Linked DNA regions of Homo sapiens: region 1 is linked to region 2. The links are chromatin loops, found by intact Hi-C in ENCODE. Cell type or tissue: OCI-LY7. All regions are shown on one strand. Region 1 overlaps GRIK3 (glutamate ionotropic receptor kainate type subunit 3). Region 2 overlaps GRIK3 (glutamate ionotropic receptor kainate type subunit 3).

What was found. Hi-C counts contacts between places; a loop is a spot of excess contacts. Peaks named below come from ENCODE experiments on the same cell type or tissue, not always from the same donor. Only the 100,000 strongest peaks of a DNase experiment are listed, where the experiment ranks them.
Region 1: a loop joins it to region 2, with 6 times the contacts of the local background. A loop is called at or near these places in 1 of 110 quality-filtered maps.

The regions. Positions count from the first base shown.
Region 1 is chr1:36,883,303-36,888,302 of GRCh38, forward strand. The region is part of intron 2 of GRIK3 (glutamate ionotropic receptor kainate type subunit 3); the gene reads right to left. Among named protein-coding and RNA genes, the nearest start is that of GRIK3, 150 kb to the right of the region's middle. In OCI-LY7, CTCF peaks have their summits at 2,420 and 2,631; DNase peaks (open chromatin) are centred at 979 and 1,689; H3K4me3 peaks cover 2,387 bases; H3K27ac peaks cover 2,844 bases.
Region 2 is chr1:37,026,453-37,031,452 of GRCh38, forward strand. All of the region lies in intron 1 of GRIK3 (glutamate ionotropic receptor kainate type subunit 3), which reads right to left. Among named protein-coding and RNA genes, the nearest start is that of GRIK3, 5.6 kb to the right of the region's middle. RefSeq lists an enhancer at 2,787-2,836. In OCI-LY7, CTCF peaks have their summits at 2,687 (motif pointing left) and 2,886; DNase peaks (open chromatin) are centred at 2,989 and 4,149; H3K4me3 peaks cover 3,577 bases; H3K27ac peaks cover 4,632 bases.

The DNA.
Region 1 (5,000 bases), 140 kb before region 2:
CTCCTACACAGTGACATGGGGAGAGGTAGCACCAGGACCCCATTCTCCCCCTTTCTCTTTTACCACTGGCTCCATCCTGAACCATAAGGGGCCTTGCATTCTCTGTGGAAACCCCAGCCCTTATGTCCAAACACTGTCTACACCCACTGCAAACAGCTGCCCCTTGGTCACCCTTAGGGCCTAAAAGTGCACCTCCTGCAAGTATGGCTTTCCCTCTGGAAGACAGACCCAAGGAAGAGGCCCACGCATGTCCTAGAAGTGGGCTCAGGGGCAAGTGGGCAGGAAATTCAGGGTTCTAGATCCTTAGAGGAAAGTCTGGAAGGGCAGGGCACAGGCTCCTGGTGGGTATGTCCCCTGGTCCCACTGACTCCTTGTCCCGGGAGGAGAGGCCAACCAGAGGAGGCAGAGGGCAAGACATCAAAGCACAGGCCCTGGGAAAGGGTCCCTCTCGCCTGGGCTTAAGGATGGTCCAGATTGATCCAGATTGATCCAGAGGTACAGGGTAGTTTTGAATCCATCAGAATATGTGGTCTTGGGTTGTGTTTCCTGTTGACTCACATCCACCACTCCCACTGCCTCCTGGAAATGGGAGATTTTATATAAAGAAGTTATTTTTCCTGAAATCTGTACTTCTACCAGGAACACCAGAGATTGCCACTTAAGGGCAAGGTGAAAGATATAGCAATGTGATGAGCTGGCTAGTTTTTGTTAGGGGTCTGCTGGAGCCCCCTGTAACACGGGGCAGAACAGCAGCAGTGCCAGTACAGAGGGTATCTCCTGGGCAACCCAGGATTCATTGTGGCCAAGGCCAGGTGCAGGAGAGCACATACAACGGGGGCATGGCATCCTCCTGGTGCTTCTGTAGTTCTGGGACTGGGAGCCAAGTCGGGGAAGCACCATCTTGTTCCTGCTCTTGTCACCTTTGAGTCAACATGCCTTGGGTAGCCCTTGGTGTGAGCAGGTGTGTGAGACAAACCACAGTGATAATAAATGCTTTAAAAACAGGAACTCTGGGTTTGCTGGTGAATTGTCAAATTTAGGACTAGTTCTTTTTTCAGTTCCCTCTCCCCAAGGAGGCCATGCTCGGACCTGCACCCTCACTGCCCATTCGTGCTATTCTTCTGCCGTCTGGGGGTGTTGCATATCTTCCCCGACAACCTTGTCCCCTTCAGATTAGGCACTTCCTGAGGAAGGAGGCCATGTGTGAGTCACTCTGCAACCATGGGAGCTGGGTACCAACATGGAAGAGATGGTAACAGTGAGTGACAGCAGTCCAGGGCTTGCCCAAGCCTGAGGCCGTGGGCACCCTGTAAACCCTGTAGGTTTCCCTCATACTCTCTCCTACCTTTGTTTTGACCCTTCTAGCTGTCCCCTGATGCCTCTGGTTTCTGTCCCACTATATTATCTGTCTATTCTTTTTCCTGGAACACCTTCAGTTTGAAGACTTGGTTGAATGATTTGAATGTCTCATTCCCTCCCACCACCACCTCTACGCATCTGCCTCTTAGATTTCCTTCATTGATTGATGCCTTGAAGCAGTCAGGTCCAGGCTTCCCTGCCACTGCTACCATTACACGGCCTGGCCTCTTAGGTCATGTCCAAGGTCTGGGCATGTTGTTGGACCAAGGCAAGGGAGAGTGGACCAACACAAAGTCTGATGATGCAGAGGATTGTAAGAGTGTTCTTCAAAGAAGTGACTTTTATTTTGACACAGACTGTGAGGATTATGACAAAGGCAACTGAAATCGTTGTGATACTAAAGACCATATTGTGAGGCTGCCAATGATGATAATGGTGACGGCATTGCTGAGGGTGAAATTAATCATGTTGATGTTGTGATAGTAATGGCGGGATGGTGATGTTGATGTTGGTGTTGATGAGACTGACAATGATAAATGTGTTGGTGCCTTCACTGTAGTGGTGATAATGACAGGGGATGACGGGATGTCAGCATTGATGAGAGAGGAGGTGATCACAACGTTGATGGTACTGACAGTATCAGTGGGATGGTGGCAGAGATGTTGGTGCTGATGAGACTGGTGATGATGAAGATGTTGCTGTCATGGCAGTGATGGAGGTGATGACAGTGGGGGTAGTGTTGGTGGTGCTGATATTAAGAGTGGAGATGATACCATTGTTGCTGGTGAAAACAGTAATTGTGGTGCTGGTGTACTGGTGTTGATAGTAGAGTCAATGGTGGTGATGATGATGATGACCACACTGGGTTTCATTCTGCAAGAGATGCAGTGATTAGACTTTACTCTTGCATAGCAGGAAGCATCAGTCCTGGCCTTCACCTATTGCTTTTCCCTGGCCTCTCTCCACCTCCCCTTTCCTGTCTCCTCCATGTTCCTTCCACCCTCTGAGGACTTCCCAGCTGGGAAGAACACTGCTGCCCCCACAGGGACCAGGGCAGGGCTTACAGCAGCAGCAGCAGCTTTTCTTCCAGATGTTTCCAGGGCAGCAGCCAACTCTTGTTCTGGCAGCCCTGATCACACTGCAGTAATTACATTATTTGTGGCTTCAATTTTAAATCCATTTTCTGGTCATTTTACAGTAACTCAATGGTTCACAGTCATTGCAGGAGTCCACAGCCTGAATGCTGTCCCCCCACTCCCTTTCCATGGCAATTGTAGTTATGGCAAAAATTATCCCAATCAATTTGTGTCTTAAAAGGAATTGAGCAGCCCAGAGAATAAGTGAAGGCGGAGGAGCCTGGGGAGCCCTGGGTCAATTCCAGGCCCACTCCGGTCAGCCTTGGAAGAAAACACAGACACTCTCTGCGCTGCTGCTGCCTCTGGCGCTGCCTGGAAGTCACTCATCTTTTAATTTCCACAAAACATGAAAAGATAAAGACAATAAGAGAAAGTCCATTTTAACAGGGAAAGGCCCCCGGCCTCATGTGGAGGGAAGGACTAATTCAAGCAGAGCTGGCAGGGCAGGTGGTGCCAGGCTTTATGCCTCTGTGTCCCCTCCCCCCACAGGGCCCGAGGTGGCTGGATCCAGCTGGAGGGGAAGAAAGCAATGACGAGGACTTCTGTCTAGGGAAAATGAATTATTTCTGGATTAATTAGAATTTGCCCCAAGCCCCAGGTTCCTTGGAAGAGTCCTAAAGATGCCTCAGGAGAATGCTGTTTAAAAAACCAAAGATGAGAAGAAAAAATAAAGATCATGGAACATGGGGCTCTCCCTGAGGGATAGAGGGTACCCAAAGGGGAGTGTGATCCAACAGCAGGAATGTGCCAAGGTGTGACAGTGGTGTTGCCAGTCATAGCAGAGGGATGGTATCTGTCTTAGGCATGTCATCACAGGGACATTGAGGGTTGCAGAAAGATGGCACTTAATTTTTTTATTGAGATATAAAATATAGTAAAGTGCATTAATGTTAAGCACATGACTGTTATGAATTTTCACATATAATTTCATTCATACGTCATGCACTCATGTATGCTACACTATCTCAGTCAAGCTACAGAGCGTTTCCAACACCTAAGAAGGGTCTCTCTTGCTCCTTCCCAGTCAATATCCACTCACTGCACACTACTCCCTCTCCCAGAGGAAATCTCTTTTCTTTCACTCAATACTATATCTGTGAGGTTCACCTATGATGTTGAGTGGAGAAAGTTTATTCTTTTTTTAATTGCTGATTAAAATTCCATTGTATAATTATATCCGAATCTATCCATTCTCCTACTGATGGACCTTTAATTTACTTCTAACTTTTGATTATTACCATTAAAGTGGCTAGAAACATCGTTATAGGCACAAGCTTTAGTAGATACTGCCAAATAGTTCTCCTAAGAAATGGAAGGTTTTACTCCCATCAGCATTGTATAGAAAAAATAAGCCCAAACCCCTGCCTCCCACCATACACAGAAAATCAATGTGAGATAGATCACAGAGCTAACTATGAAAGATAAAACAACAGCATTTCTAGGAAAAAAATGAGAAAATATCTTCATAACCTTAGGTTAGACAAAGACTTCTCAAACAACACAAAATACATTAACCATAATGGAAAATATTGATAAATTGGACTTCTTTAAATTAAGAACTTTACTCCTCAAAAGAAACTGTTAAGAGAATGTAAAGGGAAGCCCACATGTAATGCATATATGCAATAGAGATATCTCTCCAACAAAGGATGCAATAATATATAAATCAAGAATATAGGCGGGGCGTGGTGGCTCATACTTGTAATCCCAGCACTTTAGGAGGCTGAGGTGGGTGGATCACGAGGTCAGGAGTTCGAGACCAGTCTGGCCAACATGATGAAACCCTACCTGTACTAAAAATACAAAGAATCATTTGGGTGTGGTGGTGGATGCCTGTAATCCCAGCTACTTGGGAGGCTGAGGCAGGAGAATTGCTTGAACCCAAGAGGCGGAGGTTGCAATGAGCTGAGGTGGCACCACTGCACTCCAGCCTGGGCAACAAGAGTGAAATTCCATCTCAAAAAAAAAAAAAAAATATATATATATATATATAGTGAGAGAGAGAGAGAGTGAGAGAGAGAGAGAGACAGAGATTCACTATATATATATAATGAGACTCACTACAGAAACCACCAGAATGGCCAAAATTTAAAAATAAAACTGACTTTACCAAGTGCTAGTGAAGATGTAGGGCAAGTGCCACTCTCAAACATAGCTGTGGGGAGTTCAGACTGTGCAGCAGCTTTGGATAACTGTTTAGCTGAACATATGTACATACTGTGACCCGCATACTTCCACTCCTAAGTATATACCCAACAAAAATGAGTATACATGTGCATCACAAGACATCTACATGAACGTCCACAGCAGGAATGCAGGTAATAGCCCCAAGCAGAAACCAACACATAAGTGTAACAAAAGTGAAATGGATTTGTTTAAAATGGGGCATATTCATGTAACAGAACACTGTACATCAATGAAGACCAGTATATTCAACCACGTAGACAATCTCACGGATACGAGACAAAGCAAAGAGCAAGGCTTAAAAGAGTAGACACTGAATGA
Region 2 (5,000 bases):
ATGCAGACAGCCTCAGAGCTCAGAGTCGGTGGAGATGTGGCCCCACCCTTGGGGAACTCTCTTTTTTCTCCTAAAATTTATTAAGCATCGGGCACTATGCAAAGAGCTTTACGTACTTTATCTCCTTTAATCCTCACAATAACGCTATGCAGACAATACTGTAAGGGTCAACCACAAGATTTTTGTAGGTCAACAATAGCTGCACGTGGTTCAACCTAACGTTAATACTTCTATTTTATAGATGAGGAAATGGAAGCTCAGAGGTGCGGTGACTTCCCCAAGGTCACACAGCAAGTACACATTGGACTCACGTTCAAAAATAGATCCACCACATTTCATCAGACCCAAGACATGCCATTCTTTCTTGGAGTGCCAAGAAAGAAAAAATTCTGCAAGTAAACTTAGACATGACATGTGAGACACGAGCTGATGTCAGAGATATGAAAATGTGAAAAAAAAATCCCATCTTAGAATCAATGAAATATATTATTGACTCCAAAAAAAATCATTCTGTTTCTTGGAAGTGATGGGGGAGAGATGGCCTGAGACACCCTTGGGTAGCTCCTTGTCTAGTGGGGGAGGCACAATGCACATGCATTAGAGAAAGCCTAGATACCGACTCACCCCCAGAAAACCATGGCCAAGGTCAATACTGTTAGTAAACAAGGCATAAAGGTCAAAGGAAGCAAGGAGAAGGACCTGGGCAGCTGAGCTGTGACTAGGGAGAGGCAGTGTGGACCCTGGAGGCGATTTCCAAAGGAAATAAAACAAAGGAAGGAAGGGCAGACGGCTCTAGGGGCATGGCTGCTATGAAATGTGGCTATGAGAAACAAAAGAAAATCTGAACAACCTGTTGTCCTCAAACCCAGTCCCCTGGCCCTCAATTTGGTCTGATCTCTCCAAATCATGCTCAATTAGGATTTGTCTCTGGAGCACAAAGATAAGTGGGAGGAAAAGCATACTCCAGAAGCAAATTCAGATGCTGGGTCAGGGCCAGGATTTAAGGAGGCACCCCCTCTCATGGTCAGTCATGCAAGCAAAGGGTCCTCATTTGAGGGCCTCCTTAGAGTCAGCTCCCTGGAGGTCTCCCTAGCATCACCCTACACCCAGCCCTGTGCACAGACTCCTCCAAGGGCAAAAAGAAACGCTCAAGTGTGGACAGCATGTAAGCTCTTTTGAAAAGACGTCACACGTATTTAACCCAATGGGCAGTATCATCCCCATTTTACAGATGGGGAAATGGAGGCCCTGCAAAGTAACATAACCCTTCTGACCATGCCTGTCTCAAATCTGTCACCTTTGTAGTGACTTTGGGCAGTGCAGCTTCCCCTCACTTCCAGACAGCTCAGTCCCTGGCAGCCACCATTATCCCAGGCTCCCCTGGCCCCATGGGAGAAGGAATACTGCAGACAGAGAAGGGTAAGTCTGGGTTTGCCTTTGCTCTTGTAGACGGAATGGTGGATTAGGAAGACTCTTGCATCCAGGTCCCCATGCCCAACCCACGGTGTCTGTGACACAGCAACACATGTTCCAGGACCCAGAGGCAGCAGGCCCAATTTAGAAGGTCAGGATGTGACTCTTGCTTAAAAATAAAACGACCATAAAAACCTATTAGCCTTGAAGGGATGTTGGCAAGAAGGAACAGGACTAAGGAAGGAAAACGGGAAGTGAGGGAAGGAAGGAATAACAAAGACAGCTAATTCTCCAACCACCTTCTCTTTCCAGGTCCCTGGGTGAGGAGGATGGAGGTGAAGGAGACACAGACACGAGGCCCTTGGGTTTCCTCAAGGCTTTGACAATGTCTTTGAGGACAGCCTGGTGGTTCCAGTGGGGACATGTAGACTACAGACCCCAGAACAGTGGGATCCCTGTAGGTGAACTGGCCTCACCCAAGGGTGAGTCCGTCCTTTATTTAGGGCTTAGATTAAAGCCTCAAGCAGAGTCCAGAAGCCAGGACAATGTGGGATGTAGTACATGGAAGGATGTGTATTGGTAGGAAGGCTGGGAAAGACCATCCACACCTGGGCCCTGGAGGAGGCAAATATGCCACACAGCTCATCAGCAAGGCCAGTCTGACACTGAAAACTAGTGCTAGTGGAATTCAGAGTGGTAGAGCCCAGATGGCCATCCTCCCAGAGGAGGACCAACATAGCCCAGCCAGTGAGACCTCACTCAGCAACCAGAATGGGGAGTGGGGGTAGGGGCACCGCATTCAGCCCCTTAAAAACTGTTTCTTGCCATCTCCAGATGGCACAGCCAGCTAAATGCATGGGATCCAGAGGCAGGCACACCATACTTCTTATCCCACTTCTACCGCTCACTGGCTGTGCGATCTTGGGCAAGTGACGCCACCAAGCTTAGTTCCCTCACCTGTAAAATGGGATAATGTCTGTAGGTTGTGAAGGCTACCTAAGATGAAGAGAAGAGCCCTATGGCTCCATTTATTGAGCACTTACTATTTACCCACACTATGAGTCATTGTTTGAAAAGCATTTGGCACAGTGCTTAGTGGCTAATAATTGCACAATAAATTGGAGCCATCATATGGCTGTTGTCATTGTTGTTTCATTATTTTGATTTTGCTCCAGACCCAGGTGGGGCCCCAGGCAGAAGACACTGCGGTGGCCGTCTCAGCACAGGCACACTGCCCTCTGGTGCTGCTGCTGAAGAATCAGCACCTGGGAGAAGAGCGATTCCAGGAATCAAGCCCAAGGCCAAGGCGCCAGCCCCATCCGCATCAGCTCCGTTTCCATACCAGGCAGGCCCTTAGTGCATCTGTCTTCCCAGAGCTGCAGCCCTACCACACTGGCCTCTGGAGGACAAGCGAGTGCCTGCTGGGTGCTAGCCTCAACGAGGGCCCTGCTCCTGCAACATTGGTCCTCTCTGTTGCCAGGCGGGGTGTGCAAAGTCCCCCAGTTCCTCTCCGTGCTGCCCAGTGGAGTGAAGCACCCGCTGTTTCAGTTCCCTCTGGAAGGTCCTGAGCAAGCAAGGCAAGCCAGGCTGCAGCTGCAAGGAAGAGACAGGGGCAGCTGCTGTGGCAAGTAGAGGAGGCGCCACCTCAGCAGACCAGAAACAGTCCCAGTCACTGAGATCAAACAGGTCTCCTGCTAAAAGAACCCCCTTCACCAAGCAGGCCTGCAGTCTGTCCTACATATGGCCTTATACTTCTCTCAAGAGGAGGGGTAGTTCCACAGCCCACGGGGGCATCTGTGCTTCCTCCCCCATGGAGGGGACTGTTTCCTGGGACAGGCACAGAGTGCCTGTGGGAACGTGGGGATTCAGGAAGGCTTACAGCCCCACAAAGGATCCTAAAAGCCACTAGGCAGCTTGCATTTCTGGAGTGGTTGGAGGCAGCTTGCATTTCTGGAGGGGTCGGGGATAAAGAGCCATCCTGCAAAGCCCTTTGAAAACAGCACATGAGCTGGACTTCTGAGGTCAGCCATCCTGCCGGCTACAGGAGGATGCAGGTGACCTTGGAAGAGCCTAGTGAGGCCAGGGTGCCTGGCTCACCTTGCATAAACCACCTCTAAAGACCCTAGGTCATTCTGACATCAAAAGACTGTTTAGCGAAGTGCGAGGCAGGCATCAGGAAGAAAATTAAACTCCAGTTGAGAAGGAGGAAAGCTGGGGCTAACAGCAGCAGCTGGGCTGAAAAGTGGAGGTAGAAATTCCTCAAGTTAATGCTCTCTAAGGCCCCGCGGGCCACTCCCAGGTCTTGTCTGAAGCTATTTACTTCCAGGGGGGAAAACCCTATTGATCTTCATTCAGCTGCTGTCTGCTCCTACAAGGCAGCGATGTTTCAGCGCATCACCAGTCACTGTGAGAAATTTCTCATTGTTTTATACACAGCGGCTCCCAAACTCAAGAGATGAATGTTTAGGATAATTTGGGTGAACCAGTCATAGGAGTTACAGATGAGGCCGGTTTGGGAACTCTGAGGGAGGGGGTGTCTCTCCCCAGGGATCGGCTGCTGTTGCCTGCTGGGCCCCTGTATATTCAGGAAACTCAGGACCTTGCAGCTCAGTTCTGCTCTATCTGTAGATGCTCAGAGTCCAGAGCTGGGCCAACCCTTCCTTTTCCCCACCCCCCACCCCCTCCCCCCCCCCAACACCTGCTTTATGTCTCTGCAGTCATTTGGCTTCAAACCTCCCCACTGGCTGGCTGGAGATCGCCACCATCCACTTGAGCTCCTCAACACACAGAAGAGCTGGCCAGGCTTCCCCAGCTGCTGCCACCACTGTCTAGTTCCCTTTTCAAATTCCAGGCTGGCCCTCAATCCTACATATGCCCATAACATGAGGAGAGAACTAACCATGAAACCTACAATGGCATAACAGTGCCCGCCAGCCTGCACTAAAGGGAACTTTGAAACCACAGAACATACCAACCATTAAGGCCAACCAAATAGTTTACAGATGGAGAAACTGAGGCCTGGGGTGCCAGGGAGAGGTGTGATTTGATGGAAATGGCCCAACAAACTGGTGGCAGATGCAGCAGAAAACCCAGACCTCCTGGCTCCAAGTCCAGCAGCCCCTCCACTACAGATTTGGGGTCAGGTAACCTGGAAATTCAGGTCCCCACGGGAGGTCACTGAAGCCCGTTTGGCTGAGAGAATCTATGCATTAAACTGCCTTCCGTAAGTTAAGACTGGGATTCACCCAAACAATAATAACGACGATAATAATAATAAAATGCCAAACAATATGGCTTGAAAACCTTCAATGCACAACATTTGATAATCATACATAGAATACATCTTCCACATATTCACATAAAATAATCAATGATCATTTTTTCTCGCAGACTACAATCCAATCATTCTCTCTCCCTTGCTCTCTCCCTCACTCTCTTTTGTTACTTGCAAACCATCCAAGCAATCAATGCCTTGACCTCTCCTTCTGATAGACACAATTACAAAAAGACAGAGCAATGCAATTCATCTATTCAAGACGGATTGTTTGAACACTCTGTCACACTGCTGAGCTATCCATCTCCTTGTC